2 separate regions of the Mus musculus genome follow, and region 2 is linked to region 1. Evidence: chromatin loops called from intact Hi-C (ENCODE). Cell type or tissue: left cerebral cortex. All regions are shown on one strand. Region 1 holds the start of Rpl27 (ribosomal protein L27). Region 2 holds the start of Psme3 (proteaseome (prosome, macropain) activator subunit 3 (PA28 gamma, Ki)).

Region 1 (5,000 bases):
CCAGGGATGGTGACCCAAGACTGGAGTCACAGATAGAAGAGGCTGAGTCAAGAGGATTGCTGAGTTCAAGTGCAGCTTGGGGTAGACAGTTTAAAAAAAAATATAAAACCATTTTTAGCCAAGGAGTGGTGGCGCACGCCTTTAATCCCAGCACTTGTGGGGCAGAGGCAGGAGGATTTCTAAATTCAAGGCCAGCCTGGTCTACAGAATGAGTTCAAGGACAGCCAGGGCTAGACAGAGAAACCCTGTTTCAACCCCCCCCCCAAAATATTTATTGGATACAGAAATGCAAGTATAATCCAGATGTGGTTCCAGGACTCACGAGGCTGAGGCAGGAGGATCACTGAAAGCTGGATTCCAGCCTAGGCTATAATGTGACTTCCAAGCCAGCTTTAGCTACAGAGTAAGACTTTGTCTCAGAAATTAGTGCCAGCAAAGTGGCTTAGAAGTGGAGAGCACTACTGCTCTTCCAGAGAAGCCCAGTTCTCTTCCTAGTACCCACATCAAATGGTTCACCACAGCCTGTAACTCCAGCTCCAGGAGATCCAATGTCTGTGGCCTATGTGGGCATCATATTCTCACACATACCCACATATCAACATACACATAACTGAAAATAAGTCCTTTAAAATGAACTGAAAAGGGGGCTGGTGAGATGGCTCAGTGGGTAAGAGCACCCGACTGCTCTTCCGAAGGTCCAGAGTTCAAATCCCAGCAACCACATGGTGGCTCACAACCATCTGTAACAAGATCTGACTCCCTCTTCTGGTGTGTCTGAAGACAGCTACAGTGTACTTACATAAAATAATAAATAAATCTTTAAAAAAAAAAAAAATGAACTGAAAAATATTGAAGTAATAATAAATAGGGGCTGGAGAGATGATGGTACTTAGAGCAGTTTCTGCTCTTGCAGAAGATCTGCAGAGAACCCAGGCTCAATTCCCAGCACCCACACAGTGACTCACAATCATCTGTAAAACCAGTTCCAGGGCATCCAACATTTTCCTCTGACCTCCTTGGAGAATAGACACTCATCTTGGTGCATATACATACATGCAGGCAAAAAAGCAAAATACTCATACAAAAAAATAAAAATAAATCTATCGAGGCCAGCCTGGTCTACAGAGTGAGTTCCAGGACAGCCAGGGCTACACAAAGAAACCCTGTCTCAAAAAAAAAACCAAACCAAACAAAACAAAACAAAATCTAAATCTCAACATATATGTGTGTATATATATATATATATATATATATATATATATATATACAAATATATAATATATATTTTAATTTAAAAATATATTTTAAAAGCTAGGAGTACCACATGCTTATTGTAGTCAATATCTGACATCATCGGGTTGAATGTTGGAGATAAGGATACTGTCTGATCTTTTCCATTTTTCATTTTTCATCTAACTGTGCGCGAGGAGGTCATTTTGTTTCTTTTTTTTTTTTTTTTTTTTTTTTTGGTTTTTCGAGACAGGGTTTCTCTTTATAGCCCTGGCTGTCCTGGAACTCACTTTGTAGACCTGGCTGGCCTCGAACTCAGAAATCCGCCTGCCTCTGCCTCCCAAGTGCTGGGATTAAAGGCGTGCGCCACCACGCCCGGCTGTCATTTTGTTTCTTATGGATAATAATTTTAAATTATTTAAATTAAAATAAATTGTAATTTATTTACCTATGGAAGACAGAGTCTATGTAACCTACGTTGGACTAGAACTGGAACTCTTGTCTCAGCCCCTCAAACGATGGGATTACAGGTTTATGCAGCACACACACACACAAACACACCCCCGCCCACCACTGACACACACACACACACCCACACCCCCCCACACACACACCCCCGCAAAGCCCGGTCTTACAAAGCAAAACTGTGAATTTCAGACTCTGTCCTCCTCCTAGTGGCAGAGTAGGGGACTACAGCAATGAAGGGGACAGAACAGAGCTCACATTCAGGTGTCATCCTCGCTCCTCCCTCCACACGCCGGAACCGGAACGCTCTGTTCCTGTCTGCTGCTCGTGCTGCTAATAAAGCTTGGTTCAAAAACGCAGTGCCCGACCCTCCCTGACGAGCTCCTTCCGCCAACAACTTTGACCACCAACCGTGGGGCATGGCTGGGCCTGGGAGGCGGGACAGGAAGTGAAGCCACCTCTCCGTAAGGTGAAAGGTTAGCGGAAGTGCCCTCCTTTCCTTTCTGCTGGGTGCCGGCTGCCTGCTGTCGGTGAGTAAAGGCCTGGAGAGGGTCTTGCAATCCGCCGCCATCGCGGTCCCGGGGTCGGGTTGCTGGGCTCATTCGGACTCTGAGCCTCTGGCGGCTTCACGGGGAGTCGCATCCCTCGAGCAGGACCTCCGGGCCGCGTGGCGGAGTCGGCAGCGGGTGATCTAAAGTCGCGGGCCTACGACCGGGGCTCGCAGGTAGACGTCGGCTCCGGGGCCTTCCGCTTTACACACTTGTGAGCGGCTCCTTCCTTGTCTTTGTCTCTGCAGAGATGGGCAAGTTCATGAAACCCGGGAAAGTGGTGCTGGTCCTGGCCGGACGCTACTCCGGACGCAAAGCCGTCATCGTGAAGGTACCAGACCCCCGGGGCTCTTGAGACTGCTTGCATGTGCGGATTTCGGCTGCTGGATAAGATGAGCCGGATGGGAATTTAAGATCTGTCCTAACAATAGGCACTGGCGAATGCATAATGGGTAGTAATGGTGGCCACTGTGTATTGTACATATTACAGCTGTGGTGTATAGTTCTTGCAGTAACTTAATTTCCGGCACTAAGGTTTCGAGGTGTTAAGTTACTTAAGGTCAAAGTAATGGGTGCTGCAGGCAGCTGAGAGGATGTAGGATGGGAGACACTACTTACACTTAGAGAGCATCCCCTGGGTGTGTTTGAGCGTTTTGCTACTTGCCTCTTACCAGTTTTATAAACCCTTGTGGTCCTAGCCACAAGACCACTGGCCTCTCCAGCTTCCTGCTCCTGTCATTTAGCTAGAACCGGTTAGTTAGGCTGCCCGCTTTGCAGTCTGGGCTTTAACCTTAACTAGCTTCATGGGGGAAGGTGTTAGGGGTCACTTTGAGTGTTAGCCTTGATGGACTTCTAAATCTCCTTGTGACAGGAGTCAACACTGGCTAACTCAGAGTTACTGTCCTGTTGACTCTTAGCATTAAAGGAGTAATCTAGAGATGTGGAGGGTGTATTCAGTAAACATAGTTTTACTAAGATGGGGCCGAAGCAGTAACGTGACTTTTCTTTTTCCCTTTTCTCGTCTAGAACATTGACGATGGCACCTCGGACCGCCCTTACAGCCATGCCCTGGTGGCTGGAATTGACCGCTATCCCCGGAAAGTGACAGCTGCCATGGGCAAGAAGAAGATCGCCAAGCGATCCAAGATCAAGTCCTTTGTGAAAGTTTATAACTACAACCACCTCATGCCCACAAGGTGAGCCTTCCAGAAATGGAATTGCAAGTTCACATCCTCCTCTGAGGAAGAGGCAGCCTTGTGGTTGCTGTGGAACAAGAAAGGGCCATCATATTCCCTTGCTCTTTCCTCTCCCGCCCCTGGGATCGTCTTCCCTCCATCTTGAGAATGCTAAGCTTGTATAACTGTAACCCAGCAGATACAAGACCCTGGGTTTGACCACAGCGCTGTTAGGGGAGGGGAGTAGACTTGATAGAGTCTGTAGTTCATTAATCTTTCTGCATCCGTTTTTGTTTGTCTTTTAGCACAAGGCTATCCTCACATTCGGAATCCTGTGTTCTGGGTTTCAGGTGTGAGCATCCTGTCTCAGGTCCCTTTCGTTTTCTGTTCTCCAGCTTGCCCTTATTAAGTGCAGGTTGCTGGATTTGTCTTCTAGGGTACGCAGGACAGGGTCTGGTCTGCCTTCCCTCACCTTTGTACGAGATGGTTTTCTTTGGGCTGTGAGACAGCTTAGGGCCTGGTGTTGGTGACCGGAGTTCAATCCCTGGAACCCGAATAAGGGTGGAAGGAGAGGGCTCTGTGCAGTTTTGTTTTGAACCAGGATAGAAAGAAAGCTTAGTCATTAGGATACTTACTTTTGTGGAGCTGCTGAGTTTAATTTCCAGAACCTGATGATGTTAAAAGGTTCCAAGCTGCTATACTCCATCTCCAGATCAGACACCCTTTTCTGGTCTCCAGAGGGAACCTGTACTCGTGTGTACGGAAACACATAGTTAGGATTTGTTTTTTCCCACATAAGTTCAAGGCTAGCTTCCACCTGCCTCTGTTGAGTGCTGGGATTAAAGGGATTTGGCACCACCACCCAGTTAAATTGTTTTTCTTTGGGTGGTTTTGGTGTTTTGATGGTGGTGTTTTATGTATGTAGATGTTTTGCCTGTGTGTATGGAGGCAGCATTAAATGCTAAGAAATCCTAGGTGCTGACAGTTGACTACTGTACACCCACCCCACCCCAATCTCTGTGGTAATGCACAGTTAGGATCCTAGCATTTAACAGGCTGCAGCAGGTGGATCTTCCAGCCAGAGCAGTACGGTGACAGGTCTTTCGAACAGTCTCTTTATTACCCTTGAAGAGACTGTGAGAATTGAGGGGTCCTAAGCTACATTTCTTGGGACCCGACAGCATGTGTCGTCAAGATTTGTTGCTGGGGCTGTCTGACTCTTAGGGTCATGCAAGTTCACTCAGCTCAGGCTAGTCTGAGGTCTCAGCTCAGCCCCTGGGGTGCTACAAGTGTGTGCCATACCTGGCTAAGGAAAACCTAGCTGGAGAGACAGCCAGATATTGCATTGAAGGGAAGGTCTGGTGTGGTGAATCTTACCTCTTAAAAGGAGTTTCAGAAATTTGAGGACAAAATGAGAATTTCCAGGGAATTGCATGAAGGTGTAGCATGGCTTCCATAGACATTCCTGGCTATGCTGCTGAGGGTTGTAACCTGACCACACCAGATGGTCAAGGAATTAATTGCCTTCCTGGTATCCCTAGCTGATCTTGCCTCTGCACTGTTAACCCAGGTACTCTGTGGA
Region 2 (5,000 bases), 130 kb before region 1:
GTAAGGCCAGCCATTCTGGAGCACACAAAAACAAGAGGCATTTACAATTGTTTTCTCAGTAAGTTGATGGATCACTGCCTACAACTTTCAGGAAAAGTATGTCTGCCTTCTTACAGTGTATCTGAAGACAAAGCAAGTTTTTGAGCATGAAGCCATTATTTCAATAAGCACAAACACTAGTTTTGAAGTTAGAATTCTGAAAGACGCACATAATAGTGGCCCAGTTACAGTAGAAGGAAGTTAATCTGAGAGCGAATTCTGATGTTAAGCATCCCGTAAGATGGAAAGTTACTACTGTTAACAGGATGTAGTGTGAAAGGTGAACTGGTAGAAGTGAGTGGACAAGGGGTGTGTGTGTGTGTGTGGTATTTCCACTTGAGTAAGTGGGAAGGACTATCTTAGACTCCTGTTACTGCCTGCCTGCCTGCCTGCTATTGTCTGCCTGCCATTTCTTTGCATTATGGTCACTTTATTTTCTGGCATTTTTTCCCCCAATATGAAGCACCAGTGACAAACAGAAACTTTAAACAGATTGTTTATTGTCTATATCTCAGAGCTGTTGCATTCCATATAGGAGTTGCTGGCTATACATGGCTATTGAGTACTACAGTGTATCACACTTCCTGTTGTTGGTTGTTGTTTTTTCTTCCTTTTTAAAAGATGTATTTATTTATTTATTGTGTATACAGTGTTGTGCCTGTGTACATGCCTGCACACCAGAAGAGGGCACCAGATTTCATTATAGGTGGTTATGGGCCACCATGTGGTTGCTGAGAATTGAACTTAGGACTTCTGAAAGAGTGGCCAGTGCTCTTAACCTCTGAGCCATCTCTCCAGCCTGTTTGGTTGTTTTGTTACTTTTTAGATATGGCCTTACTCCGAAGCTCAGGCATTTAAAGTCATTATTTACTATGGCTGCTTGCTTACTTTCTAATGTGTGCGCAGAGGTAATAGGACCACTTGCAGGGGTTCTTTCTCATACTGTATGTGTCTAAGGATTGAATTTACATAGCTAGGCTTACAGGCGAGTACCTTAATTCCCACTATGTCATCCATCTTTTAGGTCCTTGTAGCTCAAGTTTCCTGAATATTTTCCATTTAGTTGGTTGACCCGGTGATTTGGAAATCCAGATACAAAAGGCTGACTGCATTGTAATATAAATGTTATTGAAAGTGGCTAAGCCGGGCAGTGGTGGCACACGCCTTTAATCCCAGCACTCGGGAGACAGAGGCAGGCAGATTTCTGAGTTTGAGGCCAGGCCTGGTCTACAACGTCAGTTTCAGGACAGCCAGAGCTACACATAGAAACCCTGTCTCGAACCCCCCTCCCCCCGCCAAAAAAAAAAAAAAAGAAAAAAAAGAAAAAGAAAAAGAAAAGAAAAGAAAGAAAAAAAGAAAAGAAAAAGGAAGTGGCTAAAGTTATTTAATTTTTAAAAAATGTGTCTGCTAGAAGACTTTACCCTATATACATGATGCGCACATTTCTAGTCTCTCCAGAATACTTTTCTGGGGTCTAGCACATACCCCTACTCCATTTGATTGCATGGAATAACACAAACTAAAAGATACACTGCCTAATTGTTGAAAGAGGAGATGCTGTCTCAGACTTGCGTTAGGAAAATGGTAACCTTTTTCCTCTAGAACTGGGAGGATTTGATTCTAGTCAAGTCATTGGAAGCAACGTGTTGTGTCTTAGATAAGCCACGAGGCTGTTTTGGGCGTGAATTTGTCCTTCAGGTATTTGGTATCTGAGGTCTGCACGTTTATGATAACTTTCCCCGGAAAGCCCGGTGCAATGGAACGCGTCTTCGGTTTGACACTAGCCCGAGGGACGGGAGGCGGGAGTCAGCAGTCACAGCCCGGAACCTTAAACTAGGGACCCGGGCCGCGGGCTTCTCCGGCTCACGTCACTAGGGCGCGACGCCTACTCTTCCAGAAGCCCCGGCACATGAGGTCCCACGGTGAAGTCGAGTTCCGGGACAATAAGACACATCACTCTTGAGTCCCCAGGAGGTTTGGATCTCAGCATCCCTGTCCTAGGTTGACCACCACAGGGCACAAGGCCCGGAAGCTCCGACAGCCCCTCCAGGAACCTGTAGAACTGAGTATCAGAGCGGCTGCGCAGGGCACGTGCTCATCCTCCCCGGAGTGCCGGCGATTGGCTGTGACGCAACTTCCGGCGTGAGCGGCGAAAGCCGGGAGGGCGAGCGAGAGAGCAAGCAGCCAGCAGGCGGGCGGGCGGGTGGCCGGCCGGCACGGAGGGAGGGGACGAGCAAGCGGTGAGCAAGCCAGCGAGGGTGCCCGGGTCCCGAGGGCAACGGAGATTCCTCAGGCCCCTCCGGTGCCCTCCCCGGAGCCCAGAGCACCTCCGGCACCCAGCGGAGCGGACACGGCCCGGCCTGGCCATGGCCTCGTTGCTGAAGGTGGATCAGGAAGTGAAGCTCAAGGTAGCGGCATAGCTCCGGCCCCCTCATCCCTCCCTTCGAACCCCCAGCAGTCGGATCTGCTCCCCACTCCCTATGTCGTCTTTGTCTCCCTGGGGACACCAGCTCTGAGCTTCCGCCTGGCTCAACCCAGCCCCCCACGCCTGGAGACGGCATTGGAGAGGACCGTATAGGGTGGCTTTCTGTCCTGCTTCTGGTGATGGAGTGCACCAGGGACTCCTCCGCGGACACGTGTTAAACTCAATGCTTTAGGCTAATGACAGGTGGAAGTCCCCTGGCCCAGCCACGTCCCCGCCCCCGGACGCTGCCACTGACCCTGCCCTTGGAGGCTGGCTTACTGCGTAGGATGGGGCCAGGTCTGGGTGGGAGTTGGCACGTTTGTGAGCTCACTTCTTCCAGTCTGGCTTTTGTCTGCTTATGAAATTGAGAGGGTTTTAGACAACTGGAGGGAGGGACAAAGGGAGGTGAGGGGTGGGTAGGAAGGGAGAGAAGGGGAGACAGGTGCTGGCCTGTAACCCGAACATCCTCTCCCGAGATGGAGAAATGGATCTTGAAAAAGATGAAGTATTTGCAGTCTGGGGGCCTCTCACCTTCTAATTATAATTTCAAGGTGAGGGCGAGACAGCTGGATTTGGGGTTCCCCATCCATGCCCTTGTATCACTAGGTGTTAAGTTGCTCTCTCTGTTCATTGTAGGTTGATTCTTTCAGAGAGCGGATCACAAGTGAGGTGAGTGTTGTAAAGGAGAAAAGTGGTGATGGTTAATAGCTGGGGGTGTCCCCAAAAGATCTGTAGTGAGGGACTGTCCCACGTTTATTAATTCAGGTGTATTCTCTCTGTCTAGGCAGAAGACTTGGTGGCAAATTTTTTCCCAAAGAAGTTACTAGAACTTGATAGTTTTTTGAAGGTGAGAGACACTTTTGTTTCTTTAAATTACTTCTTTGGTCCCTGTCTTTGTGACAGGCGGGGCAGATTGTGTGTTGATTCTGTTCTCTTGTGTACTGTAAAGCATTCTTTTTTTTCTTCGATTTCACAAGAAATACTCCTCTCTCTCTCTCTCTCTTTCTCTCTCTCCTTGTTTTTGATTTTGTTTTAAACTTACACTAATACTGTTTTGGGGTGAATGCCTCTCTTTCAGGAACCAATTCTAAATATCCATGACCTAACTCAGATCCACTCAGACATGAACCTCCCAGTCCCTGACCCCATTCTCCTCACCAATAGCCACGATGGACTGGATGGTGTGAGTGTCTTGCATTTATGTTTGTGTTCTTAGTATTTTATGTTTTGGTAAGCTTGGGGATGTCCGGAGTATGTGGGATTTGCCTGTGGGGTCTGGGGTTCTGTTGTAGGTGTGGTGATTGTAGGATGCTACTTTTTGGACCATTAGTTTCAGTTTTGGCAAGGTAAGTTATGTTAGTGCTGCTCTCAATGTTAGCCCAGGTTTTCATTAGTTCTAAACTAGCCACAGGCTTCCTTCAGCTACCTGGCTTTCCGCCTGCTTGGGAATAAGCCTTTTCTGTTCAGTGTGCTGTGCTCACAGATGGGAGGAACAGCTGGTTTTGCTGCACAGCTGCAGTCTCTGTCTTTACTTGCTCTTTGCTTTGTTTTTGAGACAGCATCTGACTATGTAGCCCTGGCTAGCTTGGAACTCCTTATGCAGGCTAGGTAGACCAGGTTGGCTTCAGACTCATTAAGATCTGCCTGCCCTGCCATCTAAATGCTAGGCTATTGCCAGCTGGCACTGATAGTGTATTAGTTGCATGTCTGTATTGTGTTAGAACGCCGCCTATGCTATAGTTTGATCTAGATTCCTGTGGCTTGGTATTTTGTTGCTGTTGCTTGGTTTTTTTTTGTTTTGTTTTGTTTTTTCTGTCCTAGAAGTTGAGCCTAGGGTCTTGTGCATGCTATATAAATGCTGTACCGGGCTGTTGAGATGGCTCAACGGGTAAAAGCACCGACTGTTCTTCTGAAAGTCATGAGTTCAAATCCCAGCAACCATATGGTGGCTCACAACCACCCGTAACAAGATCTGACGCCCTCCTCTGGTGTGTCTGAAGACAGCCACAGTGTATTTACATATAATTTTTACATATAAGATTTATTTACATATAATAAATAAATCTTAAAAAAAAACTATAAATGCTGTACCACTGATTTATATTCCTAGCTTTCAGGACTTTCTTAATTATAACTAATTAAGCCGAGTACGGTGGCTGAGCATTCAGCTTGCCTGGAGAAGGAGAATTGTGTGTTCATGACCAGCCTGGGATACATAGGAAGTTGAAGGCTAGCTGGGACACATACTGGGATACTTTCTTTAAAAATCAAGATAAACCTGCAGTTAGGAGACGCCTCAGTAGTCTGAATCCTTAGCTCCTAACATTACTTCTACCATATAGAAGGTAATGGGCTGAGATTGCTGAATCAGGAATTTCTTCATATTAGAGCCAAAGGATCCATGCATACTCCCTCAGTTATCCCCTACCTGCCTTGATTGCTTTCTTCTTATTTTTGAAGTGGAACTTTCCCCAATTCCCCATTACTTGAAAAAGTA

The links. Peaks named below come from ENCODE experiments on the same cell type or tissue, not always from the same donor. Only the 100,000 strongest peaks of a DNase experiment are listed, where the experiment ranks them.
Region 2: a loop joins it to region 1, with 6 times the contacts of the local background. A loop is called at or near these places in 4 of 42 quality-filtered maps.

Annotation. Positions count from the first base shown.
Region 1 is chr11:101,440,232-101,445,231 of GRCm38, forward strand. Rpl27 (ribosomal protein L27) reads left to right here and starts at 2,014. Exons shown (of 5, transcript NM_011289.3): 1 at 2,014-2,225; 2 at 2,492-2,574; 3 at 3,270-3,439; 4 at 4,989-5,000. The coding sequence starts at 2,494. In left cerebral cortex, a CTCF peak has its summit at 1,947; a DNase peak (open chromatin) is centred at 2,060; H3K4me3 peaks cover 1,080 bases; H3K27ac peaks cover 588 bases.
Region 2 is chr11:101,314,042-101,319,041 of GRCm38, forward strand. It overlaps Psme3 (proteaseome (prosome, macropain) activator subunit 3 (PA28 gamma, Ki)), which reads left to right and starts at 2,172. Exons shown (of 11, transcript NM_011192.4): 1 at 2,172-2,447; 2 at 3,140-3,172; 3 at 3,288-3,350; 4 at 3,582-3,686. The coding sequence starts at 2,406. In left cerebral cortex, CTCF peaks have their summits at 706 (motif pointing right) and 2,201; DNase peaks (open chromatin) are centred at 1,947, 2,108 and 2,552; H3K4me3 peaks cover 1,890 bases; H3K27ac peaks cover 1,297 bases.